Linked DNA regions of Homo sapiens: regions 1 and 2 are each linked to region 3. The links are chromatin loops, found by intact Hi-C in ENCODE. Cell type or tissue: A673. All regions are shown on one strand. Region 1 overlaps LINC02301 (long intergenic non-protein coding RNA 2301). Region 2 has its middle 450 kb from the start of LINC02305. Region 3 overlaps LOC105370601 (a long non-coding RNA gene).

Region 1 (8,000 bases), 590 kb before region 3:
TGCATCAAAGAAGACCACACAGTGTGTACCTTTCTTGGAAGAACGTTTAGAAGCAAAATTACGTGAGTTAAAAAGCAACAATCTTTTTAAAATTCCTCATGTTTGTTTCAAATTGCATAGTAAATTTTGCCAGACATAATATTAAAACCAAGTAATTTGCTTTAACCAAAAAGAACAAGATGGTAATTACTAAAGCAGATACCAATGTATAGGAAGAAACATCTACAACATTCAGTTTAGAGCAAAGAGATATTTCCAGTTAAGTTGTCCAATTAAGAAAAATATAATTGATACTTGAAAAAGAAGAACATAGTTGGAAGGCCCACAGTTCCCAATTTCAACACTTACTACAAAACTGCAGTAATCAAGACAGTATGGCACTAACATAAAGTAGACATATTGGTCAATGGAGCAGACTTGAGAGTCCAGAAATAAACCATTGTCTTCTTGGTGAATGAAGTTTTAACAAAGACATCATGAGAATTAATTTGGGGGTAATATAGTCTTTTAAACAAATGGTACTGGACAACTGGATAACAACATACAAAAAATGGAGTTGGACTTCTTCCTTATGCTAAATACAAAAATTAACTCAAATGGGTTATAGACCTAAACGTAAGTGCTAAAACAAAAAACACTTAGAAGAAAATGGAGGAATAAATCTTTGTGACCTTGGTTCAGGCAGTGTTTTCTCTATACCAAAAACACATGTTAAAAATATATATGTGTGTGTATATACATATATATATATATATATATGCACGTTAAATATATATATATATTTAAAAGCACATGTTATATATATATAGAACTTGATCAAAACTAAAACATTTTGTGCTGCAAATTGTATAATCAAGAAATGAAAAGATAAACCCACAGAATGGGAGAAAATATTTGCAAATTACATGTCTGGTAACGGATTAGCATCTAGAATACATAAAGTATTCTTACAACTCAATAACTAAGAGATATATAATCCAATTTTACCCAGTAGGAAGGTTATAATGAAAAAGATTGACAATGACAATGCTGGAGATTATATGGAAAAAGTAGAACTCTCACATAATACCTGTAGGAATGTAAAATACTGGAGCTTATTTGGAAAACAGCTGGCATTTTCTCGTAAATTTAAACAAAGAGTTATAATATGACTAAACTGTTTCACTCTGAGGTATACACTCAAGAGAAATGAAAAACGTATCTATGAATGCTCACAGCAGCATTATTCATAGTTGCCAAAAAGTGAAATAGCCAAATGTCAGGCCAGGCACGGTGGCTCATGCCTATAATCTCAGCACTTTGGGAAGCTGAGGTGGGATGATCGCTTGAGGCCAGAGTTTAAGACCAGCCTAGGCAACATGGCAAAACCTCATCTCTACAAAAAATCCAAAAATTATCCAAGCATGGTGGCTTGCACCTGTGGTCTCAGCTGCTCAGGGGGCTGAGGTGGGAAGATCACCTGAGCCTGGGGAGGTTGAAGCTGCAGTGAGCCATGATCGTGCCTCTGCACTCCAGCCTGGATGACAGAGTAAGACCTTGTCTAAAAAATAATAATAATAAAATAAAAATTTAAAAAAGCCTCATGTCTATTCTGTTATGTGATGAATGGATAAATACAATGTGGTGTATACATACAAAGAAATACTTTTTTCAGACATTAAAGCAGTGAAGTACCTGATACGTGCCACTACATGGGTGAATCTCAAAGTCTTTATGCTAAGTAAAAGAAGCCTGTCACAAGAGACTATATATGGTATGATTCTATTAAATTAAATATGTAGAAAAGCACATCTATAGACAAGAAAAGTAGATTGATGGTTCCCTAGGGATAGGAAAGGGTGGTGGGAAGGGGATGGGAGAGAAGATGGGGGAGTGGTTGCCAATGCGAGTGGGGTTTCTTTTTGGGGTGACAAAAATTTTCTGAAGTTAGATTTTGGTGATGGCTGCACATCTCTGTGAATATACTAAAAACCTCTGAATTCTGCAACTTTCAATGGCTGAAATGTATAGTATGTGAATGATAGCTCAATAAAGCCGTTTTTTGAAGAAGAGTAAGATGGAATTGACTAAGTTAGCCACCAATACACAGAAAAAATTAGGCACAAGATTTATTTCAAGCAAACAAGTACTTTTAGTGTAGTTGTCCAATTAAGAAATAAACATTTGACCACTTAAAAAGTTGAATAATAAGTAATTACTTTCTTATCTGTGGAACAGAAATTTGATTTTCATTGCCACTGTCATATAACTGTGTATATTTCAGGCAGGTGCAAATAAAAAGTATAACTTGACCATTCCAACTGTTCAAGTCTGTTAAATACCATAGGATTCAAAATGGATGCATTTACAATTTAACTGATAGACGGATAGATAGATAGATAGATAGATAGATAAATAGGTACATAGATCAACCAAAATAAAAGGAGTGCCTATGTAATCAATCCTAAAGTATTATTTTTGAGATCCCTCTGAATTCTAATTTTATTTAATATGTTTATTTTAAATGCTCTGTAGGAAATATTTCCATTGTCACATGGATTCACTTTTATCAGCATAGAAATATCAGGGCTGATGTAAAATCTTGTGAGAAAATATGTAATTCTGACACCCATGTAACATATAGGTTAAAAAAAGGAAAAACACCTTTCTCAAGAGAACAGTTTCCCCAGAATTAAAAAAGGCATTAATTTCAGCTTCAAATTAGTTGTTCCGAGTCTGTGTTTTGCTACATGGCATGAGGCCAGTTGCAAGAGCATTTGCCTTTCTTTCACAATGTGTTGAAAACTGGTTGCATCCAGAATTGGAAGATTACACAAAGCTGATGGAAAAATGATTAGCTGCCTTAATACATATGCAGCTCTTACAGTTTTTTGAGGCACATTAATAACCTAGAAACTGTTGAGACCCTGGGTATGTTGACAGAGAAATCCTCTTTTTTTCCTGCAAAATTCCTGTTCATTGGCTCTTCAGTGTGTGAATCCATGTGCTATTAATATAGAAAAAAGAAATTCAACTCTTCTTCAATTTAGCATTAATGAAAAACAGAAGAGAATACATTTGACTATCTATGAGCCACTGTTTCAAAAGAGAGAAAGAAGATAGATTATACTAGTTGCAAAATGCAGTTTCTGTTTAATATTTTGAGCCAGATGAACCTCATTACCTACATATTAAGTAAGGTCTAGGACTAAAACTCAACTATACTTGAAACTATGCTTGATATAAACCAGTAAATATTTCAAAGAACTTCCCTCCACCTTCACCGCAGAAGACCAACTGGCATAAGTTAACAGGTGTTTTGCTTTGGTTTAATTTCTCCTTCCACAGTTATGAACCCACAGGCCTGATGTCTCCAATATGTAGACACACACACACACACACACACACACACACACACACACACAATTTATCCTTGATTTCACCAGGGATACAGAAACATTAACACAGAAAATGGTGAAACTCATTTACCTGAAATAAATTCCTTAATGTAATACATCATTTGTTACTGCCCTTTATTTGCATGTCTTGGATCCAAAAGAACTGTCTGCATCACAAAATTTCCCTCTTAACCTGGGACTAAACACATCACATCCCTGGGAGACAGAAGGAGGGGTTTGAATAGTACCACCAGTAGAGGGCAGTGGCGTACCATGCACAAAACTTGGCTGGAGCGAATGCCTCCAAACTTGCCTTGCAACCTGTAGTTAATAAAAACTGGGCAGGAGAGCAAAGTAAGTGGGTTTAGATTTATTTCAACTACATAAGCAAGAAAGTTATATAGCTCCCCGAGAAAACTCCATCTGTGGAATTCACAGCAGGGCAAAGTGTGCTAGTGATCAAAGGCTACGGCTCAAGCTTTAAATCATTGTTGCTCCAGAGGCCATTTTCCTCACACTCCTAACCTCTGCCCATGTGGAGAAACTTTTGAAGACAGGCCCAAGTGATTTTATATTTTTAATAACAAAAAGAGGGTTGACTTTTTGATATCTGGTTGGGATAAGTGGACAATTTGTAAAAGAAGATCTAAATTCAGAAGATATGGACTCTCTACAAGCAAGATGAAAATACACGGATTATTGTACCAGCTTTGCTATTAACAAGTTGTGTGATTTTAGATGAATCTCTTAACTTCTCTGAAACTCAGTTTCAATGTTAAAATGTGAACTGCATGAGACAATTATGAAGGCAACTCCAGCTCTAATATCCTATGATCGTTTATCTCCGATTTGGGGAGTCACCATCAGCCTCCCTCGCATTACACTCTGAAAACGCATAGAATTGCATGTTTAATATCCTTTGAATAGGTGACATAGGAAGTGCATCTAAGGGACAGTGAAGTGCTATTAATTTTTCAATGATAAAGAGATGAGGTTAGATTAGATTGAAGAGAAGTCTACTCTGTCTACCCACCACTTTGTTTTTTTTCTCTCTCTTAAGTGTTGCTTCCACATAACTTGCCTGAAAGCCAAATTCAGACATGTCTATCTGACCGCACTCTGGGAACATTACCTCAAATATACATTTCATTAAGATTATATTCATTGATTTTTTTTATCATTTAATAATTTGCTAGTATTTAAAGCTTAAGAAGCTTATCATAAGAATCTTGATTTCTGGCTTTTGATAAAAAAGCAATCAAATGAACAGATGCCAGACAGCCCTGGGAACTCATTCTCACATAGCAAACAATTGCCGAAGCTGAGGGATGCTGTTCCATTTGGGGTCATTCTCCTTGTTTCACCTGGAATCTTCTTGCTGTAGACTTCTCACTCTTAAGTGGCCATTCCTGTCCACTGTATGCATTATAAGTGATCCTTGGATGGACACCGATAAGAAAGTCTGGTTTTGGCTTCTATCATTTGCAAGAAATTTTGCTCCTATTTTCTTCAGTTTCTTGATGGAGTTGTATTGCTGCTCAAAGACTTCCCCCTCCCTCTTTACTTTGTTTTTTTCTACCTAATGATATCTGATACTAGAGGTACTAGCTTACAGGTTTAAGGTATCCCTATTCCCATCAAACAATAATATACACCTTCATTTTGCCAGCATTTCAGTGAAAAGTTCTTAAAAACAAAAGCCTTGGTGTTCTGAAACAAACAAACAAACAAACAAAACACATTAAGAACAATGGAACTTATTGGGTTCAAAAAACCCAACAGTTAGCTCCACAAATCTTACCACCCAGACCATCTATACTCAAATAACAATAGCAAATACTACAAAGATAGACATCATTTACTGGTTACCTATTATGTGCCAATCTTGTGCTAGTGATTTTTAAAGTCTTTATTTTAAAAATGGAGAAATCCAACCTCTGGAAGGTGTATTGATTTGCAATGACATGAGACTTGAGGAGTGAACGGGAATTTAGATACATAAAGTCCAATCTTTATTTTACAGATGAGGAAACTAAACCCAAAGATGCTAAGATTTTACAATGGATGTCGCACTATATAGCTCCAGTGAGCCGATTTGAAATACTGAAGTTGGTTTGCTTGCCCTATCATTAGGCATTCTATCTTACTAATTTCCTGTTGTTATTTATGCTTATGCCCATCTTTCCTAATGGATGGTTAGAGCCTTTTGGGGACATGGACTATCCATTATTAATCCGTGAATCCACTTTAGTGATTCTTGTTCAACTTGCCCCATGATACTTAGTGGTAGTAAGTCCTATGATGCCCAGGTACTACACCAGGGCAGATATCCAGATGCTGTGGCAGACAGCCAAGTGGCTGCTATGACAAAGACTGCAAAGCCAAATGGAACATTTGATGGGGGCATGGCAGGGGCCCCAGAGATGACAGCTGTGCACACAGTTTCCGCTGAAATTTTCAAGCACTTTTGGGAAGTAAAAAGAGACTAAAGTGACAATATTTGCAAACAAAATGCCCTGCAGGCTTATTCCAAATATCCAAGCTGCCATGCTGGAAACAAGCAGAGTTCGTTAAGAGAAACATCCACCGGTCACCCTTTCAAGCCTCATTGACTTTTATGCACAAAATGAAGGCATACATGAGGATGGTGAAGTGATAGAGCCAGCAAGTAAGTAGGAGAGGAATCACAGACCACTGCAGGGGTTTTAATTAGTGCTGGACTTTGAAAAGCAGAATCAGGGTTCCATCCAAGTATGCACTTCTCCCATTATGAATGTATGAGCATCAACACATTTCCCAAATAATCTAGTAGTCTTGAGTGGCTTCAAGGACAGTACAAGCAAGGTGAAATTAGCTCTGAGAGGAAATATTCAACTTTAAAGAGGTTACAATATATTAACCAAGGAGTTTCTTATTCTACTTTCTGCAAATTTTCTGCTGGTGTCTAACACTCTGCTTGACACACAGCAAGTACCTTATGCACAGAAGGCATTCCCAAATTCAAGGACTGGGAAGTACTTTTATTTTTATGGACTACAATATTGAATACTTCAAACCACTAACATGATCCAGATTACACAGTTTGTGTCAGGGTTTAAATCTTAGTCTCCTAAATTCAAATGAAGTCTGTTAGTTCCTAGATGCCATATGTACTGCATTACTAGGAATGAATAGCATGAAAACTTTGTAATGAATGTTTTAAAAAAGACCTAGGGTACTCATCTTCTTAAAGGCCTTTGGTTCCAAAAGAAAAGTTTGACCATTTGTTTGGAATAAAATGCAAGTCCAACACCATTTTCTCAGATTATCCCATTTTAGTCCACCTATTTGGATGGCTATAACAAAATGCCATAAACTATGTGGCTTATAAAGAACAGAAATTATTTCTCAGAGTACTAGAGGCTGGACTGTCCAAGGTCAAGGTGCTGGCAGATTCAGTGTCTAGTGCGGGCTTATTTCCTCATAGGGAAAGACTTTATACTTCCCTTTCATTTCTAATTAGATAGGCATTATAAAGAAGAAACTCGTAGTAAATAACCTGTGGTCAGCTTCTATTTACCTGCTCTGTGACCTTAGGCAATACATTAACCTCTCTGTGCCTTACTTCTTGAGCTGTAAAGTTGTGATCATAAAAATATGTACCTCATATTTTTATGAGGTACATATTTTACACTAACCATACGGTTAGTGTAAAGATTAAATTACGTATATACATTTAAATTAAATTATGTATATACATAAAAGATTAAATTACATATATACATTTATATAATAAATTAAATATAATATATATGCACAATTTAAAACAGTGCCTGGCACATAACTATTATTAATATTAACAAATAATTATAGATTTTAAAATAAGTTAATTTAACAAAATTTAAGATGAACAAGAGCTGATTTAGATTACTTCTTCAGAAAAGCTTTCAGACTCTGCTGTAAGTCATCACAGTTAATGACCAAACAGCTCATTTATTTCCATTTTTTTGAGTTACATTATCTATTTTTGCAAAAACATGTGAACTATTCTGGAGCAGAGAAGTTTGCTCTATGGTAAGAGGCTAGAGAATTTCCTCAGCTACTCAGGACTTACTTTAATTTTACATTAGGCAATGAAAGTCAAGAAGATTGTTCCAGGGACTGAAACATGTGACTCCACAGGGTACAGAAGAGTGGATCTTTGTGGAGGGGGTGAATATTTTTGGACATTCTAAAATTACACTTGTGTTCAAAGAGTGTTCTACTCTACAAATACGCCAACACATTTTCTTTAATAAAGCAGTAGTTCTGAGTGACATTAACAATGATACAGCATGAGACATATATACATCGTAGAATATTGTGCATTCATAAAAAAGAATGAGTTCATGTCCTTTGCAGGGACATGGATGAAGCTGAAAACCTTCATTCTCAGCAAACTAACACAGGAACAGAAAACCAAACACCACATGTTCTCACTCATAAGTGGGAGTTGAACAATGAGAACACATGGACACAGGGAGGGGAACATCACACACTGGGGCGTGTCAGGGGGTCGGGGGCAAGGGGAAAGATAGCATTTGGAGAAATACCTAATGCATTTTGGGCTTAAAACCTAGATGATGGGTTGATAGGTGCAGCAAG
Region 2 (8,000 bases), 160 kb after region 3:
ATGAGACTTACTGATTATCACTAGAACAGCATGGGAAAGACCTGCCCCCATAATTCAATAATCTCCCACCAAGTCCCTCCTATAACATGCGGGAATTGTGGGAGCTATAATTCAATATGAAATTTGTGTGGGGACACAGCCAAACCATATCATAGGCCTTAAATGTTAGCTCTTTGCTTTTGAAATATAAATTTTCTTGTTTCACCTAAGAATTGTCCCTTTAGAAATGCACATTTGTTGCCTAGTTAACAATTACTGAGGGCAATGAAACAGGTAATTAAAGAATTAAGAGTCTGAATGGGGAAAAAATTATCTAAAAGCCAGCAAATTGGAATCCTTTATGAAAGCTATATTTTCTGTTCTTATGTTTGTATGTCTATATGTATTATGTGTATGGGATAATATTCTGTAAATGAAGCTAGTTTAAAAATTGCTAATAAAATAGAAATGACTTTAAAATTATCATTTATATATAATTTGACATGTTCTTGATTTGGCTATTAGCTTTTGTTTTTTATTTTGAGCCTCTAGATTTGGAGGCCTGGATAGGTAGTTGTAGTGAGGTCTGGAGACATGTTCTCAGTGCCCAGGCCAGCAGCTAAAAGTCAGAGTCAAGTCCAATATAGCCCCTTCTTCACACCCAAGCTTTGTCTCCAGGCTAATCTGGTAGGAATATATATACATTTTTTATATATAAATTTTATATATAAATTTATTTAAATTTATATAAATTTTTATATAAAAATATATATAAATATGCACATATTTGTATACATGTATATATATACACATGCACACACATATGTATATACATGTAGATGCTTATGTATGTATGTATATATGTATACATGTATATAGGTATGGACTCTGGCTAAGCAGCATACTCCATATTCTCCTCCTGATAATATTATCCTCCTTCTGATAGTCATAATAGCAATCTCCATTGTGGGTTATATTCTCCCACAAGTTTTAAATGTTTGCATGCAGCCATGTCCAGAATATTAAATGATCTCTTGTCAACTAGAATGACAAAAACTCTAAGAAATATATGACCATGAGGATGCAATTATCTATGTTTGGTATGCCGAGGGCAGAAACCCAGAATGATGGTAACTGAGAATGTGCTAAACCCCTCAGTTTTGGTCACTCTCACTTGAGTAAGAACTTAACCAAACGGTGGGAATTTTTTTAGACATATTTGTGGGAAGCCATTGTTTAAGACTGAGTGTGTGCACTAGGCCCCAACAGAGCAGAACAAACCAAAATGAAGTCATTCATGCTGAATGCGACGTAATCAAACTAAAACTTGAAGGTGAAAGATCCTAAAACAGAGCATGTTTTGTTTTTCTACTCAAAAGAGGTGATTCCAGCACAAGAAGGTCCCATCTAGTCTAGTCTTTTAAAAAAATAATAGCCTGGAGTCCTAGTTTCCACCTTATAAAAGCCAGTTTTGCTATTTACCGGCAATGATTTGACACCAAATAAGAAAATTTACAATGGTGACAGTGACGTCAATGCCTAAAATTTTGATCCTCTCTCAACATTGAGAGGATGACCAAAAAGGAGGATGTTAAACTAAGTTTAGCCTAAAGTTATGTTCTTACATATGTAAAGTTCAGCCTAAATATTACTCCGTACGTAGTGAACTGTAGCCTAACTGCACATGTAAGCTGACTGTAACTTACTCTTGTGCCAATCACTGAGCTTTGGCCAATTAAAGGCAGCCAACTGTTTAAACAGTGTTCAAATAAGGCAAACACTGAGCAATACCAAATCCGTTTCTGTACCTCACTTCCGTTATTTTAGATGTTATTTTCATTTTTCTGTCTATAAATATTCCACCACTTTGCAATGCTGGAGGCTCTCTGAGCTATTCTGACTTGAGAGGCCAATCAATTTTCAGATAGTTCTTTGCTTAATTTAACATTGTTAAATTTAATTTTTCTACATAGTTTTTCATTTAATAGTATAATTTCAAAAAGCTTACCTATTTTTTTTTAATACACTGTTTTGTGACAGTAATTTTCTGTAAATGTTTTGAAAGGATACTCTTATCTTCTGCCATTTGTCATTTCTGGTGAGAGGAGGGCTTGTCTAATTATTGCTGATTTGTGGGTAATCCATCTTTTTCCTATGTCTGATGGTTCATTAAGGAAAGAATAGATGTAGATCTGTTTATTTATTTGCTTTTAATCCAGATACATTTTGAGTGAGTTTGTTTGTTGTAAAGGTCAGTGTTGGTCTATTATCATACTACTCTGTCTAAAATTTTCAGTTGCTGACCGCTGGAGCTCTGAGTCCAGATCAGATTGTATTTTGGTAAGCCATGGCTTCTGTGCACTTGTATGGTTTAGAATATGGCATATTCCGTCTATGAGACAGTGAACAGGCCTCTGCAGGCCCCAGCCATCAGGCTCTGTCTATCTCTTCTCATCTCCCGGGGTATGAAATTTTAAGTAGCCTGTGGATCCAGAGATAGGTAACAATTTTTTAGTCTCTTCCCAGTCCCAAGTTTTATGCAGTAAGCACAGCTCTAGTCAATTTTCTTATTTTCTTAGAGTACTTTTCATTTCTGACTCCATCACAGTCTAATCCATGTCCTGCTCTGCAGGCTTCCACACCTAGATTCCAGCACACATGCAGACTCCAACCCTGATCGCTGTTTTTGTGTTGCTTTTCCAACTAGTCATTTCTGGGAATACAGAACAGCAATCTCTCTCTCTCTCTCTCTTTTTTTAGTAAACATTTTTTAAAAGTGTGAAAGACAGATAAGAGCACATACAATCAATTTACAGCTTGATAAATCACCTCAAAGTGAAGACACACAAATAACTACAAACCAGATCATAAAATGGAATACTATCAGTATCCCAGAAACTCTTCTCATGCTCCTGCCTAGTTACAAATCACATCCCCCACCCCAAAAGATCCTAACTTCTTCCAACTAAGGCAATAAAAAAGGCTATGACTTTTCAATTTTCTCTTTTCACATTTTATTTATTAATGCTATGAGTTTGCAGCAGAGGTAAGAGGGAGGCAAGGCTTAAAGTAAGAGCAATGATGATACCTCTTTAGAAAGTGGATCCAGATGAACATTTCTTAGACAGTTCTTGCCTTTGGCGCCCCCTACTGGAAGATTTATGACAAAGCCCCTTCCCTCTTGTCTGTGTGCTTTCACTGATGTCATGTTATTCTGGAACCAGCCTCTGATAATTACAGCCAGTAAGAATAACATTCACTGCTTCTGTGCTTATACGGATTGAAAATATCAGGATTAGGAGTATTTACATGAATGTGAATAATAATAATATAATGGACTACTAAGTGCTCACACATTCTTTTAATTTTACCATAAAACTTCCTTTGGCCTAATTCTCATAGATAATATAGAGTTGGGGAGATTGATTTTAGTCTTACGTGCGTTTCTTAGGTTAGCCCTGTCAGTCTAAACTGATGCCATTTCTGTCTTCCAGATTCCTATTAAAATAAGTGACTTGGGACATTGCACATGTGTCTGTATGTTTTTTAAATGAAATCTAAAACTGGTAAAAATTATTTCGGTTTGACTTTTTTCTATGTAAACCCTAAATGGGGCTCCTGAGAAGTGTCAGGTGAACTTGGCCCAAGTTTCAGGAGAACTCACTCCCTCCCAAAGGATATAAAGAAAAGATTTATGACTCCAGGTGAAACGCATAAGCAAGCTGGTGACTATAGATGATTTTAGCTTTGGGTTTCTGGTTCATTGGGCGTCTAAAATGAAACTTGGCCAATGCAAGGGGCATGCTTCTATAAATGAAGAGAAAGGTCTTGCAGAATCTGTGCAAAATGGGCTTCAGTCTGTGACTGTCTATTCACATACACCATTTCTCCAAAGACCATAGAGTAAACTTGGAGAAAGTAGGCTGTATTTTTATCTTGAGCTCAAATGTTGTCAATGACGTTTTATTAACAGTTTGGAATTCCCTATTTCCTCAATTAAAACAAATCTTGATAACATTTTGCTTTACTTGCAAGTGTGACTGAAACACTAGCCCTGAAATGGTCGTGGTCTGTATTCCAATATGCTCTCCAGTATTCTGAACAGGAAATCAAGTCATGTCTGTCTGTATATCCCTCACCACGTACATAATTCATTAAGGAATTAGAGCTCTGAGTTTTTGGAGAATTTTTTTCCTGCGATGGAATTTTTAATATGTAAGCTAAATCAGGGTGTCTGCTTGTGATTTAAAAGCCCCCAAATTGAAGACTTTTGCAGGTGCATGTTGGCATGTGGGTGGGATCTAGACCATGGACTAGCTCGCATTTCAACACCAAAGTAGAAAATGGGTGTGGAATGAATCCGCTCTTGCCCCGTTAACAACTGGCCTCAGGGGCACCATCTGGAATTCTCATAGGTATTTTGCGAATAAAATTGCAGTAGTCATTCCACCATTGGCTGTAGTACTTCTGGGCTAAGAACTGCAACAAAGTCATTGAAAGAACAGTCTTCTCATTGATTAAAAAGCCCGAGTATGTTTCTCCTCCAATTTATGAGGATTATGCAAAACTATAGACATTTGCTCTACCCTCTGTTTCTAATTTAGTGTAGTATAGTGCTTGATTGTCTCCTGTCATGTAAGAAAATAGAAGTGAGCAGTTCTTACAAAGATCATCCCCCTTTAGTCGACCCCTGATACTGCTAGTCTTGCTTTGCTCACGTCCATGGTGTCAGAGGTCTCATAATACATAGGAAAGTCAATAGAACTTAAAAATGGTCAAGATACGGGTTTTCTCCTCCATCACAGTGAAGGCAATTGGTATATTATAAAGCTGATTTAAGGCAGTATTTAGCACTCTGTAGTTTCCTATATTCTTTTTTCTTAAAAGAATAAGGTTCTCAGTGGTTCAGATCAATTGATTTGAGTGAGATAAAGCACCTGAGGAATATTAAGAAACAGCTGACATCTTCAGAGAAACAAATGAAATAGAGAGAGGCTTCTGAATGCTTAGATAACTTGATCTTGCTGAAGAAAGAGGGTCTTACATTTGAAGAGATAAATTAGGAAGTATTTTCTCAGCCCCATGATAACGTGACAAGGCACACATACTACTCGGGAGCTCATCATTACCACGACGTTAGCACTAATACATACCGAATGCTTCAAGAAGCACTTTCTTTCTTCAACGAAGATCCAAGGACCCTGAACCCAGAGTAAATGACACATAAGAAAAGAGCATGGGAACAAACCCTCACTCTCAAGAAATCAAATTCTCATTTATAAATAAAGGTAGCTGTTTTTTTTTATGGAAAGGCAAAGTCTTCATTTCTTTCAAGAAATGGAGAAATGTTTTAATATTTCAGTCACAGTGTTAGGCTCTGGACATATAAAAGCAAGCTGGATACCTGGTGTCATTAGCCTTATGGAGTTGGCAACCTAATGCAAGGTACCAATAAGTAAACATTAGGAATGATTTGATGATCTAAATCATCAGAGTGCTCGGAGAGACTGAAACAGAAGTGGTAATGGTCAGAAGAGGCCACTCTGAAGAAGTGATATCTATACAGATAATGGAAAAAAAATGAGATCTTAGCTTTTCAAAAAGCAGGGACAGAGAATCTCAAGGCAGGTCAGGATGTGCTAAGGCCCTGGGGCAAGAAAAACTGCCATTTGTTCAAGTAATTGAAGAGAATTGGGCAAGAGGTAAAACTGGGCAGGAAACTGGGCAGGAAGGCAGAGGATGCATGAAATAAAGGATCCACTGAAATTAGCATGTGCCAGGGGATTGTAAAGATGTTCAAGTCTGAATAATTTTAACCTGAGAAGACAGCAAGAGGAAAACTGTTTCTTTATGACAAGAAAACTTGTATATTGGGCAGAAGATCATTTCTAATAGTCCTGTATATTTGTATAGAGCTTTTGAATCAGCAAATATTTTTCACAAGTGTTCTTTCCAGTTCTACAAAATGTTCCTAAGTGAAGAGGATTTAGGTTTATGGTCAATTTCTCAAAAAAGATATTAATACAATCCTTGAATATACAGGAAAATCGATGCCAATTAATCTAGATTAGAGGTTAGGCAACTTCTATTGAAAAAGCTCTCATGATAGCTGTTGACCTGATTTTGAAACATGACCAAATCTAAGTGGGATCTAAAATCTGTTTTTGCCTGGTATTCTCTAAATCAATGCATGGGATGAAATTCAAGTTATATGAAGTTCAGTAACAGTCAAAACTAATAGTGGATGCCGCTGGTAGTTAATGTTTGATTGGAAATGGGAATACAGAAATATGCTAGGTTGTTGGTAATTTCCTATACACATAAAAAAATAAATGAAATAGTTGTGTTTGGATCCCCAGGAGATTTTAATTCGTGGTCAGATTTGAAAATCACAGTTATTAATAGAATATCTTGATCAACCAGATTTTACTTGGTGTCATAGAAATAAAGAAAATCAACAAATCACAAAATTGATAATTGTGACAGTTCTAGCTTCAACCCCCGTGCTAAAAAGGAGCTGTTTCTCACAAGCATCCTTGTAATTGTAATATTGAAGAGATATTGATGTAAACTTTTACTATAGTTGTAATTATGCCCTGAAATGAAACTTTAAGTCATAAGAAATAATTGATGTGATGCTGATATTGAATACCTGGAAAATAACTACCAGGCATTTAGAAATTAAGATTTGTTCCTTCTTAATGAAAATATGTTTCATTCATCTGTATTGATTTATTTACATTTATTACCTGTCACATTGGAAGTTGTGAGAAGTACAAAATATCCTGAACAAGGAGAGCTCACAAAATACTTGGAGAATTTAGCTATGTCTTCATATGACACTTGCAATAATTGTCAAAATGAAGAGTAATAGATCTCAAATATCCACTAGAAATCTGTTAATATTGGGACTATGATTTAGTTACTTAAAATGTTTTATAATGTAATGGAACATTGTTATTCACTTTTATATGCCTGATCAGTATATTTTCAATCTTTCCTAATTCCTTTTTAATACCAACCAACCTTTTTTAAAAAAATCACTCCCACTATTTAATGGTGATATATCCCACTTCTTAAAAGTATTATAGCATATATTGTTTAGACTAGAACTATAAATTTGGAGAAAATAGTACAAAAATCTAAAATCCATATTTGGACCAGAAATTTTATGGACTGCATTTTTTGTGTATGTCTGCCTTTAGGTTCATTTGCCTGTGTTCTACCTTGCTGACTTTTATTCAGAAAATTTTCAAACACTAATGCTTCATTAATTACTCATTCCAGAACCCACAGAAGTCCTGGTTGAATTCTAAACAACTAATAGAGACAAGAAAGAAAGGAGTCATGTAAGACATGTTTAAAATGCTTTTAAATGCAGGTTGCAAAACAAATTCGTTCCTCCAGTGTAAACCTCAAAGTGCTTCATCTGTAGGCTTTTGTGGTCTCTACTCTTCTGAAATAGCAGGAAATGTTTTAACAATTAGAGTGAGCAAATTGTAAAGGGAAATACGGTAGTACATTACCAGCTGAGTCCTTAAATAAAACATTCCTTTCTTAATGTAGTCCTGATGCTGCGCCATCTTCTATTAGTTAAGGCCACTGTATTGCCATAGGCAAGCATCAAATATACAGTAGTTTGATAATGGTAATACATACAGCAATAAAACAAAAATGCTATTATGACAGGGGCAAAAAACACATACACTGCATTTACCTTCAGGCATCTTTTTGGTTTCCCTTGAACAAATTAAAACAGAGACTAATTTCAATGATGTGTCTTTATCTCCTTTGCATTCTTTAAAAAGTTCTAACTTTTCTAAAAGCTGATGTTAGTTTATTTATTGTATGAAACTTGGCAAAGGAAATGTGGGTGCACGCATTATATCCATTTATTGTTATTTGTGGGACATGGCAAGGATATGTGTTCACAAATTAAAATGTTCCATGAGTAGATAGAAAAGAACTTTAGGTAAAAAATACAAATTTTAAAATTTCTACCAGAAAAATAAAAATATTTT
Region 3 (8,000 bases):
AAAGAAATCAAGAATGATGTTGACACACATATTGTAATTAAGGGTTTAATTAATTAAACACAATTATTATGTTTTGTCATAATGCTACTGAAATCATACACTTAGTTGAAATAGTTATGGCAGCAGAAAAATATCATGAAATTTTATTTAAAATGACAATGTAGATATGCAATATTTCTGTTTTCAATAAACAGCCCCCCCCCCCTTGATTTCTCTCTCTCTCTCTCCTAGATTTTAGTATAAATAAATTACAACTCATGGCCCTTTAAAACTATTTAAAATCAGTCAAAAGAATGAAAGTTATACTTTTTAATAAGAATGGAAAAGGTAACCATCTTGGAGAATGGAAGCTTTTATAACATGTCTACAAACAACACAACTGATTAATTTTCATTTTCACAATCATTTATTGAAAGTCTATATATACTTCTGGTCAGGCACAATGGCTCATGCCTATAATCCTAGCACTTTGGGAGGCCAAGGTCGGTGGATGGCTTGAGCTCAGGAGTTCGAGACCAGCCTGAGCACCATGGTGAAAACTCCCTATCTACCAGAAAACAGAAAATTTAGCCGGGCGTGGTGGTGCGTAGTCCCAACTTGGGGGTTGGTAGTCCCCATCTTGAGGGTGCTGAGGTGGGAGGATCACTTGAGCCTGGGAGGTGGCGGTTTCAGTGAGCCAAGGTTGGGCCATTGCACTCCATCCTACCTGGGTGACAAAGTGAAATGCTGTGAAAGAGAGAAGAGAAGAGAAGAGAAGAGAAGAGAAGAGAAGAGAAGAGAAGAGAAGAGAGGGAGGGTGGGAAGAAGGAAGGAAGGAAGGAAGGAAAGAAGGAAGGAAGGAGAGAAAGAAAGAGAAAGAAAGAAGAAAGAAAGGGGAGTGAAAGGAGGGAAGGGAGGAAGGAAGGCAGGAAGGAAGGAAGAAAGGAAGGAAGGAAGGAAGTCAGGCTGGAAGGAAGGAAGGAAGTCATCTATATATGTTTTAGAGAAAATATAAACATTCCTGGAGCTTCATTGATTGTGTTTTATTTTTTATATTCCATATAAAAATATTTGTCATATATTTCCTTACTAAACAGATTTTAATTTGATTTCATAGTTCTATTTTTGAAAACCAATATCTACTACCTGCTGCCATGCTATTTAAACTCACACAAATCTTGGAAGATCTGTTCAGGCTGGCATATTTTAGGTGAAATTTTGCAACTGCTAAATGATTATACCATAGGACTGGAAAGAGGTATATTCTTAATAAAATAAAAGCAATAGAATAAAGCCAAGCTATGCTGAACAATGCTGCAGGACTTGTTATTGCAAGGGAGTGGATTGTTAAACAAAATAAAAATAATAATTTCATTCTAGCCTTATTTTTTTTTAAATGTGAAGATGAAAGGTAATTTATATCAAGTGGAGAAAAACAAAAACTTGACACTTGGCAGTATAGAGCTATAAAATCGCCTCTTTTATTTTTCTATCTAATACAAAAATTTTATAAGAGAAACAAATTTGTATAAAGTTGAGGCTTTTGCCTTACAGAATAAAGAAAGGAAAAATACTACAACAATATTTAAGAAAAGCTACATATTTTGATCCTTTGTTAAAGACTTTTCAAACAGGATAGAAGATAGAAAACCAGGCTCTCCCTAAGAATATTAATGAAGAGGGTAAAAATATGCATTCCTGCTGGACATGAGTCGAAGTAAAAATTTAATACAATGCACCGTATCTCTTAGCCTAACAATCAAACCTTGACAAACATTCAGTTACACATGTTTCTGTGCATGTGTATGCATGCTTGGGAGCACGTGTTTCCCTACAAAATACATGAGGAAGTTTGCATAAGCATTTTAAACAAATAACCCAATTGTAGAGATACTTAAAGAACACCTGAGTACCTCTGAAACATTTAAATTGATTATATTCTATTTACTTTTTTATATTTTGAGAGCAAAGAGACTTGCCTAATATGAATTTTGGTGACAGAAAACAGCTTTGTTATTAGTACTAAATTCAGTGGAATGGGTTATTTACAGCTTAATTTCAGGGTAGTAATTCTGTTGTCAAAACTATCTCTCAAAACTTTATAGTTTATTATCTTAACTTTTATGACATTCACAATGGCCTGAATATTTTTGTATTATACTGTTTGTTTTTCTTTAGACTAAGTTTATTTATTTTCCCCTTGAAGGTTGTGTTTTATATACATATATACATACATACATACATAAATACATGCATACATACATACATACATATTGTATTAGTCTGTTCTCACACTGCTATAAAGAACTGCCTGAGACTGGGTAATTTATAAAGGAGAGAGGTTTAACTGACTCACAGTTCCGCATGGCTGGGGAGGCCTCTGGAGACTTACAATCATGGTGGAATGGGAAGCAAACACATCCTTCTTCACATGATGGCAGGAGAGAGAAGAATGAGAAATGAGTGAAGGGGAAGCCCCTTATAAAGCCATCAGATCTTATGAGGACTCACTCACTATCATAAGAACAGCAGTGTTGTTGAATCATGAACACCCCCATGATTCAATTACCTCCCACTGGGTCCCTCCCATGACACATGGGGATTATCAAAACTACAATTCAGGATGAGATTTGGGTTGGGACATAGCCAAACCATATCACGTGTGTGTGTGTGTGTGTGTATCTGGATTATTGGATGGAATCAGGTTTCTGAATCAGGTTTTATTTCATCAGTGTATTTAGTCTGTTCTCACACTGCTATAAAGAACTGCCCAAGACTGGGTAATTCATAAAGAAAATAGGTTTAATTGACTCACAGTTCCGCATGGCTGGGGAGACCTCAGGAAGCTTAAAATTATGGTGGAAGGAGAAACAGGCACGTCTCACCTGGCAGCAGGTAAGAGAGAACAAAAAGCCTATGAGAAACTGCCATTTATTAAACCATTGGATCTTGTGAGAACTCCCTCGCTATCAAGAGAGCAGCATGGGAGAAACGTCACCCATGATCCAGTCACCTCCCACCAGATTCTTCCCTCGACACTTGGGGATTACAATTAGTGGTGAGATTTGGGTGGGGACAAAGAGCCAAACCATATCAATCAGTTAAGACATAACCAACTGATAGAATCATGTATAGAATCTTGAGAAATTTATGTTTTTTTTCTCAAATCAGGACATCAAATGCCTGGGAATTTAAGGTTTTTTTTTTTTTTTTTTTTCATAAGATCTAGTAGCCAACCAGTTAAGGACAGAGCCAGTACTGCAAGGCTTAGCATATCATTCTTTTTCCCATCTGTAAAATGGTCTTTTAATATTAATGCCTTAATAAATTGAGGTGTTTAATTTACTTTGGATGTATTGGAGGAAACCAAGAAGAAAAGGCCTCTTTCTCTTCACATGCTTGCTCCAAGACTCAAAGAATAGAACTCGTGAGGCTTCAGATAGAGCCAGGCAATTCCCTTAGGTATGGACTTCTTTCCCTATCCATTAACAGATTACAGAGAATTTTCCTAGAGGAATTCTTGCCACTCCTCATGAGCCTTACATGTGATACTCAGTTTGCTATTGTTAATAACAAACAGCATTTCGGGAAAATTTAGTTTTTCTTAGTCACACAGGTGACTTCAATTTCTACAACCATTCTTGCCCCCTCTCTCTTTCATTCCTTTGCTATCAACTTTGGGGACTTTATCCTTATTGACAGTGGTAAATGGTCATCTGGATTCATGCTTCAAAGTTTGAATGGTATTTATATAGCTCATAACTTTTTTGCAGTAGCATTTTCCTATGTGATGCTGATTTACATATGTCCTAGTTCATTTAATCTACACACAGCTCTAGGAGGTAGATATTATTATTATCTCCCTTTCATAGACAAGGAAATGAAGCTCAGAGAGTTATGCAACTCACTAGAAATATCAGCACTGGTACTAGATATAGGATTTGAACATATGAGGTCTCATTCTGGGCCTGGATCTTATTGCTGCCCAGTTAGTAAGAAAAACATATTGAGTGTCTGGTTTTCTGTCTGAGAGTCTAGGAAATGGGAACTGATAAGAGTGAGATATCGTTGATTCAGCCGAATGGCAAGGATTTTGTAACAAGCTACAAATTAGGGTGATCCGGATACATTAAAGATAGGTCTGGAGGTGAGATTCTGTGATGTTTACATATTTACATAGGTATACATATTATGATTCAATGTTCCTGAGGAAGCTAAAAAGTAAATTCCAATTACCCAACTGGCTCCACTTTCCTCCCCATCATACTCCCAAGTGTGTGTGTGTGTGTGTTTATCCTGTATATTAAAAATCCCAAATAATACAGGTCAGTCTGGAAGAGGTTTCAGAACATGCTTGCTTTGATAGATTCAGAATCAAATCCCTCAATACATCTAACATTTCTACTAATAGAAATAGTGGAGGCAACCCTGTATTACCCATTGGTGGATCTTTCTAAATATAATTTTTCTTCTGTTTGATTGGAACGATTTTACAAACATGTAAGTATGAATGACTCTTTGAAACATATTTCTTCTCTGAGTTGCATATACTTATGAAAGAATACTCGAAGTGGATTAAAATTCTAACTGGAATGTTTACATTCTAACATGTACAGCAATAAAGTCTACAGTAAAGATTATCACATTCTTCTCTTGCTCATGTTACCAGAGATAGAGCTGAAAATATCATAGTGATATATGCTTTTGGTGTTAGGAAATCAACAATCTTTGAAAATTTTGTATTCCAGAATAAAATAAAAAACCTTCAAAGGCCTAACAGGTGGCATACCATTTCTCTTTGATTCTGAAAAGCTACACACCACACACACTCACACACACAAACTCACATAGGCGCATGAAAGAAAAAGACCAAAAGATTATCTGCCTTTGTCTTGTTATGCCTAAAATATTCCACTAGAGGACAGTGCAGCTATTGTCATTCAGCCATGCCAAGTTTTGATCAAATTTCCTGATGCTTTTGCAGAATATAGAAAGCATACATTCATTTAAAATAAACTGCAGGCATTTGTTTTAAAAGCACTTTAGCTTGTACCTGATGGTTAATAGATCTGAATTGCTTGGAGCCCTGATGCACACAGAGTAGAGAACATAATGAATTTAGCAGATTTTTTAAAGAAGGGAGAGGTTGGGGAAGAAGACAAATATGAGCTAATTTTTTTCATTTGCCTTGATACCTTAAGGGAAAAAAAAAGCAGAAATAATGCACAATCATTATGAACAAGCTGGTAGATATAAGTATTAGTTTACATTTAAATGAAAATAGCTTATAGAGAGGGAGAATGGATATGACTCAAATAGTTTCCAGCATCTTGTTTGAAATGCAAAAGAGCAGTTTATATTTATATTAATTTAGGTGGATGCCTCTGGTTTTCTTGGGACTTCTCAACAAATTATTTCTATTTATCTTGGAAATGGGCATTCGGAACATGATCTGGAGGCTATGCAAAGACTTCTTGAACTTGAGACCTAGAAGATTTGATACCAACTCAGGAAAAAAAAGAGCCTGGGTTACTTGAACACCCTTCACAAAGGAGAAGCGGGCAGAGGGGACCCAAGAAATATGTTAGGGTGTCATTTCTTTTCATTGGCAAAATTTAAAAGAATAAACTTATAAACATAAGGCACCAGAAATAAAAACATCCTCTCGTTCTGTTTCCTGCAGTGACAAAAGATATATATTCTAGATGGTAGAGAGAGCTGCCTTGGAGATAAATTGTCTGATTTCAGCATCTCAGCGGTGGATAATAGATTCCCCTCAGAACCACATAATTAAAAAATGACATTTCTGCTACTTTGTGCCAACTTGGTACCGCTGCTGCCCCTGGCTTCCGGGCCTGGGAGCCCTGCAGGGTACAACCAAACAAATTTTGCATTATTCAGTGGGACAATGTAAGGTCATGTTAACAAAAAAAGTTCCTTCTGGGGGGACCGGAGGACTTTAGTATTTTCTTCTCCACAAATTCCTCTTTCTGCTTTTCTTCTTTTTTTCTTTTTCAACTCTGCCAACATGAAAAAGATATGAACGATGAGATTAGGACATCCACTTATTACAAGTTGGCCAGATGAAAGAGAGCATATGTGTGTAGCAGAATAAATTAAAGCGTCTAATTTTAGCACCTTTTTTTCCTCCAAGCAGATATTCAGAATCAGCCAAAGATGAGGCAAATGCTGTGAGAAAAAATATGTAAATCAAAGTGCTAAATCCATATCCTTAGACATCTTTAGGACGAAATGGTTAATCCTCATGTGGATCCTGGCCACCCCCCCGCCCCCACATCTCTCCAGGAGTTTCCTGAAAGGCAGTTGACTGCAGTCTGAACAACTGTTCTTTATGGGTCTCTCAGTTCACTATGTATCTCAAAAAAAGTGCATGTGCTAGACAAGCCTCCAATTAACAGTTACTAAAGTGTAAATGGATTTCCAAATGTCACATAGCTGGTAATTAGTGAAACCAGGACTAGCAATGGATTTTTGATTCCTCTTTGAAGTGTTTTAGTAACAGCCAGTATTCTGCAGGTGTCTTTAGTTCAAATAATGAAAGTACACTAAGAATATTCCTTTTTCTTAAAGGAAATAGAAGAAAATATAAGACTCTTTAAAAAACTACAATTCAATGAATTTAAATTTTGTGATTTCAACCATCAATTAGGATTTTGATTTTAGGTTCACAATGTATTATTATGAAAATACATATGAACCAGGTTATTCATTTCAGCATTGTTAGTCATTGTAAAATATTGGATACAAACTAAATATCCATAATATAAGTTGGCCTGGAGCGGTGGCTCACGCCTGTAATCCCAGCACTTTGGGAGGCCGAGGAGGGTGGATCACGAGGTCAGGAGATCAAGACCATCCTGGCTAACGTGGTGAAACCCCATCTCTACTAAAAATACAAAAAATTAGCTGGGCACGGTGGCAGGCGCCTGTAGTCCCAGCTACTCAGGAGGCTGAGGCAGGAGAATGGCGTGAACCAGGGAGGCAGAGCTTGCAGTGAGTGGAGATCGAGCCACTGCACTCTAGCCTAGGCAACAGAGCCAAACTCTGTCTTGGAAAAAAAAAAAAAAAGAAGTAGATTTCTATGAACTAATGTTGGATAATTCCCAGAATATATTGCTAAGCCAAAAAAAAAAAAAAAAAAAAAAACCCAAGAGCAACAGAGTTTTCTATAATATGTTTCATGTAGGAAAGTTAGGAATGTAAGAAAATATACATGTATATTTTTATTTATGGAGAAAAAAATACAGGTATGATAACCAGAAACTATTAAGATCAATTACTAACAGGGAGATGGTGAAAACAGAGTGAAGAGGATGAAACAATAGAAGTGGAGTGGAGTGGCACAGATGAGAAGACAGTGACACTGTTTGGAATATACTTTTTGAATTGACATGAAACTAAGTTTGTAGTATTGTTTCGCCTACCCAAAATATAGATTAAAAATTTAAAATCCCTCAGGAAGTGAGGGAAACCCAACATGGAATACAAGCAGTAAAGAGTAACCGAACTGTATTACAAATGAGTAACATACTCCCACTTAAGAGGGTGAAAAAGTAAAGTACCTATTTAAGGAACTTTGGAAGGCAGTATTGCAATGTAAAATTAAAGGTTAAGGTAAAAAAGAAAACAAGAGATATTGTACTCTAGTTAGCAACATTGCTTTTCGCAAATGTAGGCATTACAAAATCTGAAAATGCTTTTTTTTTGTATACTAGAATTGAACAAATACTCAAATATATTGTGGATAATGTGATCCAAGTTTCTGTATGTTAGATAAAGAAGTAACAATGTGGAAAGGAGAAAAGTTAGAATGAACTCTATGGTGCTGGATTGGAATTTATATCACATAAAGTCATGGATTTTGCATATGTCCATAGATAAATGGTAGAGAAATAAATATTGATGTGTGCATGGATACATTAATATATATCTGTAAAAGTGTGTATGGATGCATATTATATATAACAATATCACAATATTGTTGCCCAAGTAGCAATAAG

Evidence for each region. Peaks named below come from ENCODE experiments on the same cell type or tissue, not always from the same donor. Only the 100,000 strongest peaks of a DNase experiment are listed, where the experiment ranks them.
Region 1: a loop joins it to region 3, with 6 times the contacts of the local background. A loop is called at or near these places in 2 of 110 quality-filtered maps.
Region 2: a loop joins it to region 3, with 11 times the contacts of the local background. A loop is called at or near these places in 23 of 110 quality-filtered maps.

What each region holds. Positions count from the first base shown.
Region 1 is chr14:82,706,803-82,714,802 of GRCh38, forward strand. LINC02301 (long intergenic non-protein coding RNA 2301) reads left to right here. Exons shown (of 6, transcript NR_146650.1): 6 at 1-23. Among named protein-coding and RNA genes, the nearest start is that of LINC02301, 68 kb to the left of the region's middle. In A673, a CTCF peak has its summit at 3,629 (motif pointing right); a DNase peak (open chromatin) is centred at 3,639.
Region 2 is chr14:83,460,564-83,468,563 of GRCh38, forward strand. No RefSeq gene overlaps it. Among named protein-coding and RNA genes, the nearest start is that of LINC02305, 450 kb to the right of the region's middle. In A673, CTCF peaks have their summits at 3,134 (motif pointing left) and 3,339; DNase peaks (open chromatin) are centred at 3,128 and 7,488; H3K27ac peaks cover 487 bases.
Region 3 is chr14:83,295,762-83,303,761 of GRCh38, forward strand. All of the region lies in intron 3 of LOC105370601 (a long non-coding RNA gene), which reads left to right. Among named protein-coding and RNA genes, the nearest start is that of LINC02305, 620 kb to the right of the region's middle. In A673, a CTCF peak has its summit at 4,884 (motif pointing right); DNase peaks (open chromatin) are centred at 4,890, 5,830 and 6,250; H3K4me3 peaks cover 528 bases; H3K27ac peaks cover 3,827 bases.